2 separate regions of the Homo sapiens genome follow, and region 2 is linked to region 1. Evidence: chromatin loops called from intact Hi-C (ENCODE). Cell type or tissue: Caco-2. All regions are shown on one strand. Each heading gives the region's core, and the rest is flanking DNA. Links, peaks and the distances in the headings are about the cores only. Region 1 holds the start of LOC105369666 (a long non-coding RNA gene). Region 2 has its middle 38 kb from the start of EMP1.

Region 1 (9,553 bases), core at 732-8,731:
TATGCCTCTCCTTTTTTCCTTTCATCTGCATTATTCCCGTTGCCAAAATCTGGAGCCTGGTAAAGGCCCAGTAGCGGTGGCAACAATAGAGCTGTGTGTCACCCCAGTGAGCTGAAAGAGCAGACATCAAGCTCTATGCCAGAGAACAGTGGGGCATCCCCAAGGTCCTGCTGGAAGGCAGCTCTGATCTGGAACTGGGAAGGACAACACACAGTCAAGCTCTTTCTCGTCTCAGAGAATCCAGCAGAATCTTCAGGGATCCTTCCAGACCAGGAAGACTCTCACACTCTGCAGAGAAGTTGCGGCTTGTTTAGCATTTGACCTACATTCAGAAACGACCAGCCTCCCAACTTTCAGCTCTAAGGATTACTTAAAAAAACAAATGGTGTTCATTCTCAGATATCTTGCCTTTCTCAGGAGAGAAAAATGAAGCTTGCAATTAGCCAGCAAACTAGCACATACACAAACACACACACACGTACATACACTCCAACACAGGGAGCAATGTGGTATGTTGTTGACCAGCTGGAAGTTAGGATCTCAAAGGAAAGAACAGGATAACTTAAGAGGCACTTCTGGGACTGCAGAGCTGAGCTGGTGGTTCTGAAGAGCCATCGGAGTGTGGGTTCAGGCAGCTTCCCTAATTCAGAAGCAGCCCCAAGTGAATAGATGACAAAGAAGTGGATGTGAACATGACAGAAAAAGCCAGTCATGGCTTAGAATAAATTTTATTATTGTTCTTTATCAGTGGTTTTCCAGGAGAGACACAGAGGGAATATGGGAGCGTCTGGTTGCTAATATGTACCTGAGAAGTATAAAGTACACTTAATCCATTGCCTCAATCTGCAGGAGGTCCCATAAATCTGGCCTGCAATCTGTACATTTTGTTAAAGGTGACTGTGCCTTGGCTTTTACTGAGTGGCAGCCTGGTGATGAGTCAGGCGAACAGTCCTCAAAGATTGCCAGTGTTGACTTTACCATTTACTAGCTTTGTGGCCTTGAGCAAGTCAAACCCTCCGAATCGGAACCCTCACTTGTAGAATGGGGATGCCACGTCCCTTTCAGGCTGGTTGTGAGGATTAAGGAAGATGTCTGAAGGGTCTAGCAAGGTGTCTGCTGGTAGCACAGGTGCACTTCCCCTTCGTTTCTGCTTAGAGGCACTCTTCTTCTACCTGTTTTCGATTTTCACAGAACTAAGAAGGACAACTCTTTGCCCTCATTTACCCCTGAGGGTAAATTTAACCCTCTGGGAGGTTAAGTAACTTGGCCAAAATCCTCAGTGCAGTCGTGCATTGGGTCGTAAATAGAACTCGGATCTGCTGAGGGGTCTGGGTGGTGAAGTCCCGCCCTGGGGTCTTCCCAATGAGACGCAGACATCCCCTTCCCTTAGAACGGGAGCCTGGGACCCATAGCTTTACCGGGCAGAGGCAGGGAAATGCCTGACTTTGGACTCCAGCAGCTCGACACATCCCGAGCCCTGGCCCACCGGCCTGGGTGTAAGGAATCCCTCCGACTACCCAGTCTCTCCGCCCTCCCGCGCAGCCTCGCCAGGCGGCAGAGGGGACGCGCCTCAGGTGGCCTAGCGCCCCGGCCCAGCTCCGGGACACATGTGGCCCCGCCCTCCGCGGCTCGCCGGGTCCCTGGCCTGCCCTGGCAGTCCCTGCTCTCTGGGAGGGCCCCCGGGACACCGTTCTCAACCGACGGAGGAAGACCCAGAGGAAGAAACAGCCCGGGTACCCCCGCCCGACCCGGTCAGGAAGCCATGGGTGGTTGGCGGCCGCGGGGCGGGGCCTCGCAAACAATGCCAAACACGGCCGGCCTGTCGCCGCGGCAACGCGCCCCGCTGCTAGGCGACCGGGCGCCGTAGTAAACGGGAGAGACGGCGCGTTACTCATCAGGGTGGGAGGGCGCGCTCGGAAGTGGAGATGGCGCGGCCCAGGCACCCCCGAGAGGCCCCACCCGTTACGCCCCCGCCCCGCCCCGCGGTCCCCAAGCGCCCCCGGCCCCAGCCGGCCTGCTGGCGCCGTCACCCGCGCGTGAGCGATTGCCCCACAGGATGTGCAGATGTGGCTGCCCCTCTGATTCACTCCAGCTGCTTGGGGCCTGGAAGAAAGGCGGCTTCCTCTCCTGGAAATGACTGCATTAGCAAAAGTCCTCAAACAATTCCATTAAAAGGCGGAAAGGGAAAGACGAGAACGAGGCCCCGATACGCTTTTCCAGGGTCCTTCCCACTGAATTGAAGTGTTCCCAAAACTCGGGACCTACGTTAGGAAGACTAGAGTCATTTGATTGTGCGACCATTTGAGGTGATGTGGCCCCTTAAACGTGGTTACAGCTGAGAATAAATCCCGGAGCTAAGTGCCCTACAGTGATGTAGTCATTTTGAACACTAAGCACGGGCATTTTGGTGGCATTACTCTTCCCTTCCGGGCTGGGAAACAAATGTGAAAATGTCCCGTGTGAAGACCATCTTTGTCCTCATCAGTGAAAGAGTATAAGGTCAGGCACTGATGTAAACATTGCAGTTAGAGCAGCAAAAGCTCAGAAGTTTGGAGATACATTATCCAAAATGGCTCTAATCAGTAGGGGTCCACCCAGCTTGGAAAAGGACATAACATTTCCAATCTGTCACTGGTTTTTGAGCAATCTGTCTCCTGATCTCTGTGCACTAAAGATAATATACTATTTCATGAGATCATCACTGTTTTCTGCGCTTTGCTCATTTAAAAGCAGGAATGTTTCCACAGGTGAGAGGAAATGGATTGGCAGAGAATCTGTTTGATGAAACTCTGGGTGCATCTGCCTGGAAAGGCTTAGGGTGTGCCTGTGGACCCAGGGCTTCCTTTGTAGCTTCTCGCTGCTCTTACATACGTGAATCCAGAAGCGTCCTGTTTCCTTTAGCAACAGAAGGCTGTTTGGACACACTTCTTTATTCACATCTTCATTCAGGATTTCTAATTGTATCCATAAACCTTTTTGCATTACAAATCTCATTCATTCATTCATTCATTCATTCATTCATTCATAGATGTTAAAACACTGCTAGGCTCTGAGGATCAACAATGAATAAAACATAGCTGCTACTATATCAAGCAACTTAAAGTCAAATGAGCATGACAGACAAGTAAGCCATGTGATGAGTTACACGAGAGAGGCACATGCTAGGACATGCAGAAGCAAAGAACAGGGCCAGGGGCATGCATGGTCATCAGACCGGCGATAGCCGAAACATTTACAACCCACTCCAGCCTTTGTCTACTGAGTAACAGAAAGGAGCTAATGGCGCGTGGGTCAGAAATCTAGCTCCTGGGAGGACAGAGATACTCCTGCCAGGGAGGGCAAACAAACCTTTCCAGGAAGATGCCAGTATGGATGACATGAAGAAAAAACAAAAAAAAAAAAAAAAAACAAAAAAAAACACCGGATCCCTTAGCCCCAGGCCTTGGCATTAGAGAAGTGGTGTGGTATATAACCTGCTCTCCGGCTCAGCATTCACGCTTGTCATTTAATCACTTCTAACCTGCAGTGAACTCACAAAACAATAAATTGCATTCCCATTTACGAAGTATGTGTAGGTGCCCCAACACCACTGTTTTCTCTTGATGCACAGCCTAGTAAATGTGGTTCTGTCCAGTACAGGAAACAGTGACTGAGGACCTCAGCAAATATGGGTTAGTCCCCACTGTTGGCCTTGTGGTGTCATAAATGGTGAAGTGCATATATATTCCTGCGGAGGTCATCTTGGAATAGTCACAGTCCAACATGCCAGAGCTAAATACTGTTTTTAGGTGTGGAATCTTCGTGTCTGTGCTGAGTCATGAGCTTCTGAGCCGAACCTAATTATATTTATGTCACATTGACTAGCAATTACTTCTTCTGTTCTAAGAGAGGAAAAGGAAGAAAAAAATATTAACATGCCCAAATTACAATGAAAGGAAGTGAGTGGGATGCTGGGCTCTGATGTTTGTGGCCAGGCAGAGAAACTCATGTTTTGTCAAAAAGAGGAAATTAGACGTTGTGGCCCAGGGTCCTTGGGGAGGGGGAATCAAGACTGGTCACATTCAGCAGCCAGGCAGCCAAGTACACACACAAAATGCACAGCCTCCTAAGGGGTGGACCCAGGCTTTGTGGAGGCCTAAAATAATATAATTTCGGAGGCCCTCTTTAAGAAAAAGAGTACACAATTACAAGTGTAAATTAGGTAACAAGGTTTTAGAAGAGGTGGAGTGAGTAGGGGACATGGAAGCTGAAGTTTCATTAGCTTCACTCTAAATCCACCCCTGAGCCTCCTCATATAACACACTTAAGAGTCTGCCACTCCCATCCCCATTTCCCTGGAGAAGGCGAACTTCAGGCTATTAAGGCACAGGGGGTGCAGTTTATGAGCAGAGGCAATAAAAACCAAAGACATCAGGCCATGCCAAACAGTGACTCAAGCGGGCTATGAGAAGTGTCTGCAAGTATTTGAAGGGTGTAAGCACAGAGAGGGGAAAATAATTGTTCACTGTTCTGGGGTGGAAAGGGACTGAAGATACAATCAAGAAAAATGTGCACAAAACTCATCAGGAAACATTGGCTAACTGTATTTTCTGATACCGTGGAGTTGTATTTCCCATGGGAAGTATTTGAGGATCTACTGAGTCACTGAAGCTGGAACTGGCCGCCCAAAAAAAAAAAAAAAAAAAAAAAAAAAAAAAAAAAATGGGCTACATGAAACAATCCTACAAGACTCCTATAGGGAGTGGCTGGATGCCCCAAAGTTCAGCCTGAGCCCTGAATTCCATAGAGCTGACACACGGCATTCTGTAGATTAGCAGGCAGGGAGGATGCCAAATTAAAAATAAATAAATAAAAGGATCCTATGGGGAGGAGCAGCCACTTCCACCCACATTTTGCCGACTGGTGGGGGAAGCACGTGACGGAAGCGGAAACGACGAGGAGATAGCGCCACCCAGCGTTGTGATGAAACTACTAGCCAGGAAACCAACCGCCAATGCAACCGTAAAAAAAAAAAAAACAAAGAACACAAAATTCCTGCTTCTCCTTCCAAAGGAGAGTGAGTTCTGTCACAACAAATAAAGGGTTGTTTGGGCGATGCAGAAAATGTACCTGCACATGGCACATGTTTATCAAATTTGCTTGTTAACATCAGTCTGAGGAGAGCAGACATTACAGGTGACAAAAGCAGGATCCGAAGCAACTCATTTGGCTAGAACGTGGACTAATTCAAACAATTAAGTTCAGAAGAACCTGCCTTTGATTCCCTAAACGAACTGCACAAATATAGAATGGGAAAAACATGACCTCATGGCTAGTCTGGAAGAGGGGGAGGAACGGCCGGGGGCGGATACAGAGGGTTTTATTAAATGTAAGCCCAAAATGAGTTGAACAGGTGCCATTTTACATGAATTCCCTGGGTATATATTAAGAACTTTCTAAAATTACCAATTCCTGGGCCTCACCCAGAACTACTATGAAATCTCAGGGTGGGTCCAGGAATCGGCATATTTTCCAAACTTCCAAAGATTGTTCTGAACTCAGTTCATCAGAACTGAGAACGACTGCTCTAAAATGAAAGTGAGACCTTTGAGGAAGTTACATTTCAGACAAATGCAGTAGTTATAATGGAATACAGAAAGTGTTGTGAGAAGGCCGGGTGCAGTGGCTCACGCCTGTAATCCCAGCACTTTGGGAGGCCAAGGTGGGAGGATTGCTTGAGCCCAGGAGTTCGAGACCAGCCTGGACAACATAGTGAGACCCTGTCTCTATTAAAATTAAAAAAAAAAAATAAGTGTTGCAAGATATAGTGTGACAAGGATCATGAGGAGGGAGCTGTCTGTCCTAGGGAGAAAAGAAACATTTTCAAAGAGTGGATGACTTTTTAGACTAATTTCGTTGAAAGGCAGGCAATTCACCAGGTAAAAAGAGATTGAAGGCAGTCCAGGCAGAAGGAAGAGCATCAGCAAAGGCTTGGAGGATGAAAGTCCATGCAGGGTTTAGGGACTCACAAACAGCGGCAGAATCTCTTTCAACATTGGTGTCCCAATTAATTTGCACTTTTTTTTTTTAAAGATGGAGTCTCGTTCTGTGGCCCAGGTTGGAGTGCAGTGGCACAATCTCGGCTCACTGCAACCTCCATCTCCCAGGTTCAAGAGATTCTCCTGCTCAGCCTCCCAAGTAGTTGGGATTACAGGTGCCTGCCACAATGCCTGGCTAATTTTTTTGTATTTTTAAGTAGAGACAGGGTGTCACTATGTTGACCAAGCTGGTCTCGAACTCCTGACCTCAAGTGATCCACCTGCCTCAGCCTCCCAAAGTGCTGGGATTGCAGGCATGAACCATCGCGCCCAGCTATTTGTACAATTTTGAGGAGAGAAAGAACAACTTGTACTTCTGGCTGACTGGTGGCAAGAACATATGCAAACGACCCCTTACTGGTTTCTTAGATTACTTTTTCAGCATTTTAGAAACTCTTTTTTGAAATATAAAATATTGTCATTCCTTTGCCTGAAGGTTGGGAGAGGAATGGTAAATAGCCATGGCATTCCAGATCCTGGAATTCATTTATCTCCAATCCTATTCTATCTGCATCTTTGCCACATCCCCAGCCAACATTCTCACTCAGCATTCCATGTGTAGAGGGAGATACTTAATAGTACTTATTCTTTTTTTTTTTTTTTTTTTTGAGACAGAGTCTCACTCTGTCACCCAGGCTGGAGTGCAGTGGCGCAGTCTCGGCTCACTGCAAGCTCTGCCTTCCAGGTTCACACCATTCTCCTGCCTCAGCCTCCCGAGTAGCTGGGACTACAGGCACCCGCCACCAGGCCCGGCTAATTTTTTTGTGTTTTTAGTAGAGACGGGATTTCAGCATGTTAGCCAGGATGGTCTCAATCTCCTGACCTTGTGATCCGCCCACCTAGGCCTCCCAAAGTGCTGGGATTACAGGCGTGATCCACCACGCCCGGCAATAGTACTTATTCTAATGTTCTAACTGGAAGGTGGAGACCACCCATGGAACAAGGAAGCTATTTCCTGTTCATGGCTCCATGAGGCCCCGACATTGCAGAGAATAGAGTTTCTTCAAAGGGATAGGAAACCCTACTCGAGGGAAGGTAAACTTCTGCAGTGATGGTGACCTGCCATATCTTCGTCTGTCATAAATCCAAGCCCAATCCATTCACACCAGTTACCTAGGGAATGGCAGGCAGTGGAAACTAAACCATCATTTACTTTTTAAAGAAAATTTCCTCTGCAAATTGCAGGTCCTTGCTTCTTTGTGCTTAATCCCAGATCCCCATTGGCAAGCTCTCTGGTGTAATCTCCCAGAACAGCTGGGCCCTGATTGCCTTGTCAATTATTAAATGCCCGTGTTCCCTGTAAGGCAGCATTTAATCATGAGGCACTCCAAAGAATATGAGATAGAAGGGGAGGGGTAGGAGGAGAGGGAGGAGGGTAGGAAGACAGTTTGCATTCTTGCAACATTAAACCAAAGGGACTTGGAGTGCAGATGGCATCCTTCGGTTCTTCCAGACAAGCTGCAAGACGCTGACCATGGCCAAGGTAACCGGCTTCCCCTCCTATTGCTCAAAGGATGCAGTCTACAGCTATTTTGTACCTGGCTCTTTTAAGAAGTGCACCTGCCTCATCGATCTGTTGTCCTTCCTAGCCTATGCTAATTCTGGGTTACTCTGTTAATATATGCTGATGTAAGGGTTACTGATTATACATTGGCGCCTACGCACTTCCTAATGATCTAAGGGCCCAAGTGTTAGAGAAACCACTCTGTCCCTTTTCTAGCGAGTAAAGAGTCACCTTGGCATGGGATCTGTTGCATACACAAAGATAGAGTTGTTCTTATGGCCATTACTTCTTCAGGATCACTTTATGGAAACCATTGCAAAATTAGATTTGTTCTTCCAATTCAAGAGGTATCCCGACCCTAGCAGGAAAAGGCATGTTTGGGGAAAGGAGTAAAGTATGTGACAAAGGGCATGGTACTATAGGTGTTGGAGATAATTCTTGAAAATTCTTGAATGAGATGATCATTCGATATCAAGAAGATGATTTTTGAATGAGGTTCCTTGTGTCTCTCCCTGGTGGACACTCCTTCTGGAAGGAACCTCTTTGAGCTTCAGTCCAAGCTCTTTTTTATTCTTTGTTTCTCAAATTGCCTCTTCCTTAAATTGGTTGTCACCTTGGTGCCACAAAGTGGGTGTATCTTAGTATGGGGTTCGTTATTCTTTCTTATTTCTGAATAACCCCGAGAATAACTTGCAAATATATATAACTTGAAGTGGATTGAATGTGGAGTAAAAATCTTGCAAGTATAACTTGAAATGGATTGAGTGTGGGGTTAAAATCTGATGTGATAATAGACAAATTTCCAAACCAGAATGAAAATGATTGTTGAAAAATGAATGCTGAGGTCACAAAAGTTAGAATTGCCTAAGTCTTTAGGTCAGTCTTTACACCAAATAGTTAGTGAAGATGTTTTACCTGGAAGTCCATTTCTTATTCAAGCAATGTAAGAATTATTAGAAAGGATGACTCACAGTAAGAGAATGATGACTAAAACCCATAGGATTTTCATAACTAAAACCAAGATGAAAACATTTTAGGAAAGGGGAACTGGGCAACACGCGACTTCAGTGTCTACCAACAGAAAATCTTTCCTCCTCCCAGATGCTGCGGATTTTTTGTCCTTAGTCAAGGTCACCCAGAGTCTTGCAAGAACTGACAATTCTTGGCAGAGTTAATTTGTTGAGTGCCTTTAAAAGTAAAATCATATTAGCAGATTGCTTTTCAGAAGTTGTCTTTATCATGTTTTACATATTGGTTTTACATACATATGATCTTTGTGTATTTCTTATTGCCATAAATAATAAGCATTTTGTGATATGCACTGTCTTAGTCCCTGGAAATTCTGAAGAACAAATTGTTTCATTTCTCAGGTAAAGTTCTCTCTTAAATGTAGAAACAGTAAGCTGGGTGTGATAAGGGAGGGAAATTTATGGACCTGTCCATTTAGCTATGGTTTTATTTATGGCTCTTAAGATAAGCAGATTTAAGTGTGATTAATTCTGATATGAAGGATCCCCTGGAAAGCTCAAGAAGGTTTACTTTAAGAAGCGTCTGTCAGCAACTAACCATGGGCTTCTTTTCTGTTCCATGTGCATTAATATAACTGTATAAACTGCTCTAACACAAAGTGAGAGACTTGCCAAATTACTTCTCTAAGTCCAATTAAATCTGGCTCCAAGCCACCACTCAGCAAAGTTGGCCGTCTAATACCAGTCATATTTTAGCTTGCCTCCTCTTCTCTTAGGCTGAAAATGACATGGAGAGTAGGGGCTCCTGCCAGAGCCATCTGGGGCCTCAGTTCTTTCGGCAGCCTCCCCTATGTCCCCACTGTGAGGCAGGCACTTCTGCACCAGGCTGGAAGACACGGCCCTCCAGGTTCCTCTCCACTGACCAAGGGCTTGGCTGCCGACACCCTACCCATGGCTCTGTGGACACCAAACCTGGTGTCCAGCCTACACAGGCACCACACAGC
Region 2 (9,553 bases), core at 1,068-9,067, 140 kb before region 1:
TGTGATTGCATTGGCTTTGGAAATAAAGGGAAGATCTACAATGACATCTTAAGATGGAGCGGACCAGAAATTGTGGTGCACTGTGGAGAGGCAAGGTGAGCCCAGCAGGAGAAACCTGGGATAATCTGCAGTAAGCCCTTGGCAATGATTTCAGGAGAATATACGCACTTCCTGGGGATGCCTAGAAGCCATCGAGAAGTAGCCTAGAGTTCCCACAGTATCATAGGACAGAGATTTTTAAGGAGAAATTTGCATATGAAAAAGAATGGGTTCTGCTTCTGTGAAATGTGATAATATATGCACGGTGATTTTCACTATGCTTGGATGCTCAGTAATTGGTCACTATATATGTTAAGTCTTCCTGCCCTTTTCTGATACTCTTTCTAACATCCCTTGAAGGGCAGTCCAAATTTTCACTCAATTACCATCATTCAGCTAACATTCACTGTCTGTTACTTGCAGGTCAGCAAGTTGACTCTATGGCACAAGCTTCCCCTTTTCTGGCAATGTTACTTCTGAGCCATGTTTGCAGCCTCCTAAGATGCTTTGCATACTGGAAAATAATTAAACTTACCCACAGATAAATAAACCAGAGTGAATCCATTTTTCTCTATTAATAAAGATTTATGTGAATATTTTTAATGAAGGTAACTGAAAGCAGGTGGAGGAATACGAAGTGTGTACGAAGCAGTTAGTAGTCAACTCGGCAGAGATCGAAGTGTGTCAGACTAAAACAAATATTAGTAAGAACAACATGTGGTCATTTTGCGCCTTTGTAGGAGGAAAGCCAATGAGAAACTTCAGTGTGGAAACATAACTGCTCTCCCACCAAACCCAAAAAGAAGCTAAACTGCTTATCAGGCATGGCGAGTATATGGTATGCGGTCAGCCTTATTAGCATATCTTAATTGAGAATTAGACCGTCATGGCAGAACACATTGTAAGTTTAAAACTTGGGAGACAAAATAATTCATTGAAATTCCCAAGGCACATCTTGTTTCCTACCTATTCCTTGAAATGTTTTCCTTTTTTTTCTCTCTTTGTTTTCCTGTTATTCATTTCTTCCTTCTTTCTTCTACCTTCAGCCATGCTCTCAACTTTCCTGTTCACTATCTAAATCCCTCCTTTTATACAATTATGTTTGTGATATATTTCCGCAATTATCAGAAGTTATTACTTCTTTTCTCTCCCCTCTCTGCTTTATATTGCTTTTCCTTTATCTTTGCCTCCCATTATTCATTCTCATTCATCTTTTTCATTGTCTTTCTCCCCTCTCATTCCCTCTGTCTTTTCCCCTCTACCTCTCTGTCACTCACTCTCACAAGCTCAATCTCACATACAAATTAAATTATTATAAAGAATTTCTTTGCTGGTTACAAATTCCATTCGTGCCCAGGGACTTAGGATTGCATAAGATTGGATGCATCTCACGCCCCGTTGCTCTAAACTGAAAATGTTTTCTTGACCCCCTCTCACTTCACACTACTGGAGGAATAGCATTATCCGTTATCTCCCCAGAGCAGCGATGGGAGGAACATACTGCTGAATATACATTTGGCCATGACTGCATCCATATTATGGAAGACATCATTTGCTCTTAGAACAGAGGACATCAGCACCGGCATTCACAGCCTCATCTGTTAAGTGTGTTTCCCTCATTCTGCAGTTGCTTAGCTCAGACCGGCGAGTACCTGGTGGGCAACCCTTCCTCTGAACTTGGTGGGGAATCATACAATCTGTTGAACTTGGCTCACATATAGCCTAGGAATGGGTACCCCAAATATTCCAGCACTGGTAGTAGTACTGGTAGGTGGTGTGTTTGAAACACAATCTCAAATAAAACAAAGCAACCATATCCCATGGAACTGGCTGTTTATCTCACATACTTGATCTGGTTGGGAGATGAATCAATGAGATCTGAAGTATTTTCCAGGGTACATACACAATGCTGTTGGTCTAGGCCTTGGTGTTATTCTCATGAGTGGTAGTCTAAATTGCAGAGCCATGCAGAGGGACTTATATTTGCCAGGAACGTATTAACTATATACTGCTTTCTGGGTAGTGGCTGGGACTTTGGAATAATTATTCTACAAGTTCACATGAGCATGAAAGATCTGACCCTGGGTGGGTCTTGGGGGCATTTTCTCTTCATGGCAAGCCTTGATAATGCCAAGCTCTAGCTGGCCCCTTAAGAAACCTCTGAGCCTTGGCCAGGGATGATTTTCAAGGTCTCTGACAGATCAGTAGTAAACAAAAAGTATCCCTGGACAGTCAAGAAGAAACCCCAGTTAATTGGTCTTCAAAATACCTAAGATCAGGCCAGGCACAGTGGCTCACACATGTAATCCCAGCACTCTGGGAGGCCTAGGCAGGTGGATTGCTTGAGCCCAGGAGTTCAAGACAAGCCTGAGCAACATGGCAAAACCCATCTCTACAAAAAATACAACAAATTAGCTGGGCATGATGGTGTACACCGGTAGTCCCAGCTACCCGGGAGGCTGAGGTGGGAGGATCGATAGAGCCAAGAAGGTCAAGGCTGCAGTGAGCCGTGATGGTGTCACTGAATTCCAGCCTGGGTGACAGAGTGAGCTGCTGTCTCAAAAAAAAAAAAAAGTAAAGAAAGTACTTAAGATCCAAGCTTGGCCTAGGATTATTCAGAAACCCTAGGGAATGTGGAAACCTGTCCCAATCCCACCAGACTCTAATTACTCTAGAAACTACACTCAGGTATTTAGTTTACACTGCTATAAGCCATAGAACTAACTGTTAACTTTATGACATGTCTTGCTTATTAAGCCACATGGTGCAAGTCAGGGATGTAATATGGTTAATCTCCTTTTTTTAAGTAGGATGTGCCCAAGAGAATATATATATATATATTCCTTCACCCAGAAATAGAGACACAGACCCAGAGACAGGCTCATGCTTAACGCCTACCATGAAACTCCTACCAGTCTCTATGGTGGTAGGATCTCTGACGGAGGTTGGGTCTCTGATGGAGGTTGGGTCTCTGATGAAGGTTGGGTTGTTGGGACCTGGTCTGATGTAGCTCTCTACATGGAATTGACAGTAGATATTCCAAGCTTAGCCACCTGCTGCTATCTTCTGAGCAAGAAGGGGCTCTAATGTATAAAATCTATCAAAGAACATAGAAAGGTTTCCTCTCTGAGCCAGGCAAGTAATCTCCCCAATAGCCAAGAAGAGTAACAGAAGATGTGCACCCTATAATGCTGGTCTTGGGGTGTAGGTGTATGAAACAGAAAAACAGGCCACAAATATGCAACTTCAAATTTAACTTCTTCTGAGGCATTTTTCTGGAAAACCTTCAGCTCTATGGGTATGACTCAATTAGTGTTCACTGAACATTTAACTTATTGGAAATATCGGAAATCAAATAATATTTCCAAATTTCAGGTGAAAAAACTGAGTCAAAAGATCACTAAGAGACACAACAAAGTGACTCAGAAAAAAAGATGAATTTATGTATCTGGTTTCTGAATCTCTAGGACTATTGTGTTCACTACAGAATACTAAATGCTTTGTCTCAAAATCCATTGAAAGATTGTATAGTTGCATAAGCTCCATTCATCTCAGCTACTAGTAACCCACAGTTATCTTGGGATACAAACCAAAGAAATATGAAATGCAACTAAATTTCAAAAAAGAAATAGTGTTGCAGGAATACAATTTCCCAAACACATGTTAGTTAATATTCCAGTATTAACTTTTACACTTTGCCTTTTATCTTGGCATGTCAAAGTACATAAACCATTATTCTAAGATCTTCGCCTTCATTCTCTCAAGATAAAAAAGGAGATTCAGAAATAATTGTGCCCAGTAATCCCCTAAGGAAACTAAAGCTCATAGAATTTCAGTGGAAGCTCTGCTTCCAGTTTAAAGTAACTCTGCACCCCAGGTTGCCCAAGGCCATGCCAATTTCAAAGATTCTGTCCCAATATCACCACATGTGGCCTCTCACTTCTCAGACTAGCCTGACTAGGCTCTGGGAAACATGGACTCTAGCTTCCAATACTCATTGACCCATTTAACAGATGTTAATGACCTACTGTGCACATGACAGGGTTAAAGTAAATAAAACTCCATCATGTCTTGGTGGAAATATGAACAATTATGCCCATTAGCATTGTTCGAGAGGCTAGTAGGCATAATTGCTATATTTCCACCAAGACATAATGGTGCAGGGGAGGGCGGGGCAGGAGGCAGTTCATGGAAGATGGAGCCTTGGAGCTGGCTCTGAGTGGGACAGGATTCAACTGTCAGGTAAAAGTGGGAGCAGAGCACTTCAGGTAGAGAGAACAGCATGAAGGCCGACAGGGCTTTGATGATGTAGAGGCGTAGTTTTGAGGAATGGTCCAGATGCCTTAGGCATGAGCATGCAATGATTGAGGAGGCGGGAGTGTAGAAGAGAGTGAAACTAGAAAGCCAGGTAGAACCCAGGCTTTGAAGTGTCCCGGATGCCAGGCTGAGGAGCTGGGACTTTATTCTTCATACAGTAGGGAGCCATTGCTTGTTTTTAAGCAGAGTGGTGGCCTGAGAAAATATGAACATCAGGAAAATGTATATGTGGAGAAGGAGAATGTGTGGAGGGGAGATCAATTACAAGCTGATATTTTTAGATGGGAGGAGGCAATAAGCCAGATAAGACGCTGGGGTTTGAACGAGGCCAGGCAGTAAGGTCACAGACGGGGATGCAGATTTCAGGAAAGGCTGGATATGGAGACCGTAATTTCTGTGGCCTAGACTTTTTATCTGAACTTGAGGCTGGTGTTTCTCCTCCTGAAACGACTTGAGAATGACCCACAAACAGGTTTCCAATAATGTCCTCCCAACTCCACAATGTGTCATATCAGAAGTGGCCACCAGGAGATGCAGTTACATTAACAACTGTAGTAGAAACCAGAAAAGGAAAAGGTCCTGTAGGGGTGCAGATGCAGAGAATTAGAGCAGAACATGGATGGGAAGGGTGAGGGGCAGTAGGGCTGTCCAGGTGGGAGAGACTTGGCCCAATGCATGGAATTTTTACAGTTTCAGGAAACGGGCCAGAGACGATGGAAAATTGCATTAATGTTGTTACTACTACACAGCATACCATGCACATGTGCTATGAGCATTTCTATTGTTTCTAATCTATATGTGAATTGTAAACAAGGACTAGGCATAATCTCATCTTATAGCCAACAAAACCAAGTCTGAGTTACACACATATTGCATCTCAGTGAATAAATTTCTCAGATACTATATATATGCCAAGCACTTGACATGCGGTGTGTGACCAAGACAACCCTGCCTCATGAAGCATATGTGACACAAGGGAGTGGGAGATAAACAAAGACCAAGTGAGCAAACCAATGAATAGGACAATTCACTAATGGTAACTGCTATGAAGGTAACAGCATGGTAGTATTGTAAAGTATAGCAGGAATAGTGGGCCTGGGAGGCCTTCATTTATTTCATAAACGAAAGCCTCTCTAAGCAGGTGCCACTGAGTTGGCATCTGAATGATGAGAATAAACCAATCAAGTGAAGACCTGCAGAAAGAGGACTGCAGGCAGGGAGAACAGCAGGTACAAAAACCCAGTGGAGAGAATAACCTTGACATTCTCCTGGGACAGTAAGGGCTGAGTGGGCTGGGCACTGTGGCTCATGCCAGTAATCCCAGCACTTTGGGAGGCCGAGGTGCACAGATCGCTTGAGCTTAGGAGTTCAAGACCAGCCTGGGCAACATGGCAAAACCCCATCTCTACTAAAAATACAGAAATCAACTGGGCATAATGACGTGTGCCCATAGTCCCTGCTACTCAGGAGGCTGAGGTGGAAGGATCAGTTGAGCCCAGGAGATTGAGGCTGCAGTGAACCATGATTGCGCCACTGCACTCCAGCCTGGGAGACAGAGTGAGACCCTGTCAGAAAGAAAGGGAAAGAAGGCGAGGGGAGGGGAGGGGAGAGGAGAGGAGGGGAGGGGAGGGGGAGGGGAGGGGAGGGGAGGGGAGGGGAGAAGGGAAGGCCAGGGTGGGCTGGGCACAGTGAGTGAGGAATGACTGGTAAAAGACGAATTGGAGGGGTGGGGCGGCCAGAGCCCAATTGGCCATGAAAGTGATTACAAGGAATTTAGATTTTTTTACAGGGAGTTATTCCAACTTAGGTCCAGACCCATACCTAACATGTTTGAGGCCCAAAACAAGAGTTTAAAGGGAAACCCTAGGCTATCTTATAAAGGTTCTTCATCCTCTGTGCCCACTATTCCAGTGTAAATGTCCCCAGAAAGACACACGAGAGCTCATGCCCATGAACACCTAGTGGGCTGCTGAATGCCAGTGAAGATTGGTTGAGCATACGAGGAGGCCAAGATATTTTCAGCTGGCAGCAGAAAGGTCAAGTGAAATGGATTGCAAGGGGGTATGTCCCCAGGACAAACTTCACCCACTGCACTTATGTCTGGAGCAGAATGTGCTGTGAGAGGTGGAGACAAGATAAGAGTCCAGCTTGACCTACTGGTGAAAGAATAGATGAGGGAAAGTATATTAGTTATCTATTGCTGTGTTACAAACTTCTCCAGACTTAGCGGTGTAAAGCAACAGTAAGTATTTCTTATCTCATACAGTTTCTATGGGTCAGGAATCCACAAGCGGCTTGGCTGAGCAGTTCATGTTTAGTATCTCTTATGAGGCTCCAGTCAAGATCTTGGCCAGGGCTGCCGTCATCTGAAGGCTTGACTGGGGCTAGAGGATCTGCTTCTAAAATGGTCCACTCACCTGGCTGGCAAGATGAATGAAGCAGGAGGCCTCTGTTACCAGAGTTCTCCACTGGGCTGCCTAGGAGTCCCCATGTGTATTAGCCTGTTTTCACGCTGCTGATAAATACATACCTGAGACTGGGAAGAAAAAGAGGTTTAATTCAACTTATAGTGCCACATGGCTGGGGAGGCCTCAGAATCATGGCAGGAGGTGAAAGGCACTTCTTACATGGAGGTGGCAAGAGAAAAATGAGAAAGAAGCACAAGCAGAAACCCCTGATAACACCATCAGATTTCGTAAGACTTATTCACTATCACAAGAATAACACGGGAAAGACCAGCCCCCATGATTCAGTTACCTCCCCCTGGGTCCCTCCCACAACAAGTGGGAATCCTGGGAGCTAAAATTCAAGTTGAGATTTGGGCGAGGACACAGACAAATCATATCACCATGGCATGGCAGCTGGCTTTCCCCAGATCAATGAGGGTGCAAGGCTGCTGTGTGTTTTATGCTCTAACCTCAGAAGTCCCTCTACAATATTCTACTGGTTACATAGGTCAGCCTTATCCAAGTGGGAAGAACTACACAAGGGCCTGATCACCAGGAAATGAGAATCCGTGTGGGTGATCGTAGAGCCTGGCTTCCACAGGAAGTAAGAACATTTATCAAGAGTACGTAATCTTACTACAATATCTCCTTTTATTCTTCCAACAACTATAGGAATTAGTTACCACCTTTCCTTATAAGAAAGACTAGGCTCAGAGAACTTCAGTAAAAGTTGCCCCAAAGTCAGTTATTACGTGGCAGAGCTAACTGTCAAACATAGATCTGACTGACTCCAAAATCACAAACTGTTAAACTACATAACGCTCTCTTCCTAGGTGAAAAGAAAAAGCATGTTGTTAGGTGAGCATTCAGGTTGAGCAGAAGAAAAGATAAGTGAAATGACCCCCAGGATTCTAGCTCTATCTGTGAATACTTGGGCAAGTTACTTAACCGTTTTGTGCTTCAATTTACTTATCTCCAACATGGGACTAATACTGGTACCTACTTAGAGAGTTGTAAGGATGAAAGGAGCTTACAGTTGCAAAGTGTTTAAAATGATGCCTGGCACATAGTATGTGTCATATGGGTATTTTTATAAATAAACCAGTCAAAATCTTGATCAATAAACCAGTAGTACTGACATCTCTCCATATTTTCATTCCCGCTCAAGTAATTCTCTAATCTGCCTTACACTTTGAAACTCTTTGTCCACATTAATCTTGATTTTTTTGTAAAGATGAGGCCTCACCACATTGCCTACGCTGGTCTTGAACTCCTGGACCCAAAGTGATCCTCCTGCCTCAGCCTCCCAAAGTGCTGGGATTACAGGCGTGAGCCACCATACCCCACATCAATCTTTATCTGAAAGTTCCAAGAAGATGGAGTTGTCTGGATTGCAGTAGGTAACAATGACCAACCATTGTAAATATCTATCATAAGCATTAGAATGGTTTTCCAGCATGTCTCTCTCCTGCCTCCATCGTGAGCCAGCAAAAAACTTGTCTTTTTCTTTTCAAGTCCCCTGTGACTTGCACAACATCCAGTTCACAAATAAATGAAGGACACACACATACGGTATTAATAATACTATTTTTGGTGATGATATAATGGCTCCCAGATGCACCAAGGGGGCTCCTGGAACATCTTTCCATAGGCGGGGCTGCTCCCCAGCATCTGGATGGGCCCTCCTCCCACTGTGGGCTCCTCCTACCAAGGAAGGGCTATTTTTAAACTTGGGTGGGTAGATGACTAGCCACCTTATTTCCAAAGGGTGGCTGAGAATACGACGGCCATGACCTTTTGGACTAGAGCAAAAATATATGCATGACAAGGGAAATCCTGTACCCTTTTCTGGCTTTGTCCTTTACCACCATCCTTCCCGGTTCCAGTTTGTTCACATTGCCTTCTTGCAAGCTAAAAAAAAAAAAAAAAAAAGGAAGAGAAGGAAGGAAGGAAGGAAAAAAGGAGGGAGGGAGGGAGGAAAGAAGGAAGGTAGGAAAGAAGGAAGGAAGGAAGGAGAAGGAAGGAAGGAAGAAGGAAAATTTTTGAATGTGTTATCCATACTTTTTATAAAAGCCCATCGTTTTTTGTTACATCAGGAAGCCTGTGAAGGGGCTGAGAGCCTTGGGAATCATAATAGCAACATAATGAAAGCAAGTCAGGATTTAGTTATTCTGCAGTAAAAACACATTTTTGCTTAATATCATTTAAAACAAAATGTCATTTTTGCAAAATGTAAGGAAGTACTACAGAGCATCAGAACAATCTTATGAGACTCCCATATAATTTTTAACTGGTTTACCTCCTTCCTAATTTACTAATGAAAAGGATTATAAAACACGACCATGTTATACCTTCTGTCCTTTTTTGAAAAGTAAAATTGAATCTCTTTTATAATAAAATCGAAAGGGTAAATTAATGACTTTCATTCCCCCTCCCCCCGCTCAAAAAAAAAAAAAAACTTTTTTGATGAAATGACCTTGATCTAACCTGTTCTGTCTATGGGCTTTAACAGCATCAAGAGTATGTCTAACAGGGCGTGAGCAGGATAGTGATATTTTGGCATAAGAGCCCTGGTGTCCCCAGTGGCTCACAGTGGGAAATCTGCCAGTCTTCAATACCTGATTTCTGTCTCAGGCAGCCTTCCTTCCTGCTGAAGAGATCTGAGACCTGCAAAGTAGAACGCTAAGTCTTTCCCTGACATCTAGTGTCAACGTGTGAAATGAAAGACTGGAAATCAGACACCCACTAGG

What was found. Peaks named below come from ENCODE experiments on the same cell type or tissue, not always from the same donor. Only the 100,000 strongest peaks of a DNase experiment are listed, where the experiment ranks them.
Region 2: a loop joins it to region 1, with 10 times the contacts of the local background. A loop is called at or near these places in 8 of 110 quality-filtered maps.

What each region holds. Positions count from the first base shown.
Region 1 is chr12:13,093,606-13,103,158 of GRCh38, reverse strand. All of the region lies in intron 1 of GSG1 (germ cell associated 1), which reads left to right. It overlaps LOC105369666 (a long non-coding RNA gene), which reads right to left and starts at 1,729. Exons shown (of 2, transcript XR_931369.3): 1 at 1,419-1,729; 2 at 713-1,172. RefSeq lists silencers at 1,554-1,603, 1,884-2,113. In Caco-2, for the core only: a CTCF peak has its summit at 4,937; DNase peaks (open chromatin) are centred at 978, 1,758, 4,368 and 4,858; H3K4me3 peaks cover 1,589 bases.
Region 2 is chr12:13,229,573-13,239,125 of GRCh38, reverse strand. No RefSeq gene overlaps it. Among named protein-coding and RNA genes, the nearest start is that of EMP1, 38 kb to the right of the region's middle. In Caco-2, for the core only: a CTCF peak has its summit at 4,880; a DNase peak (open chromatin) is centred at 4,885.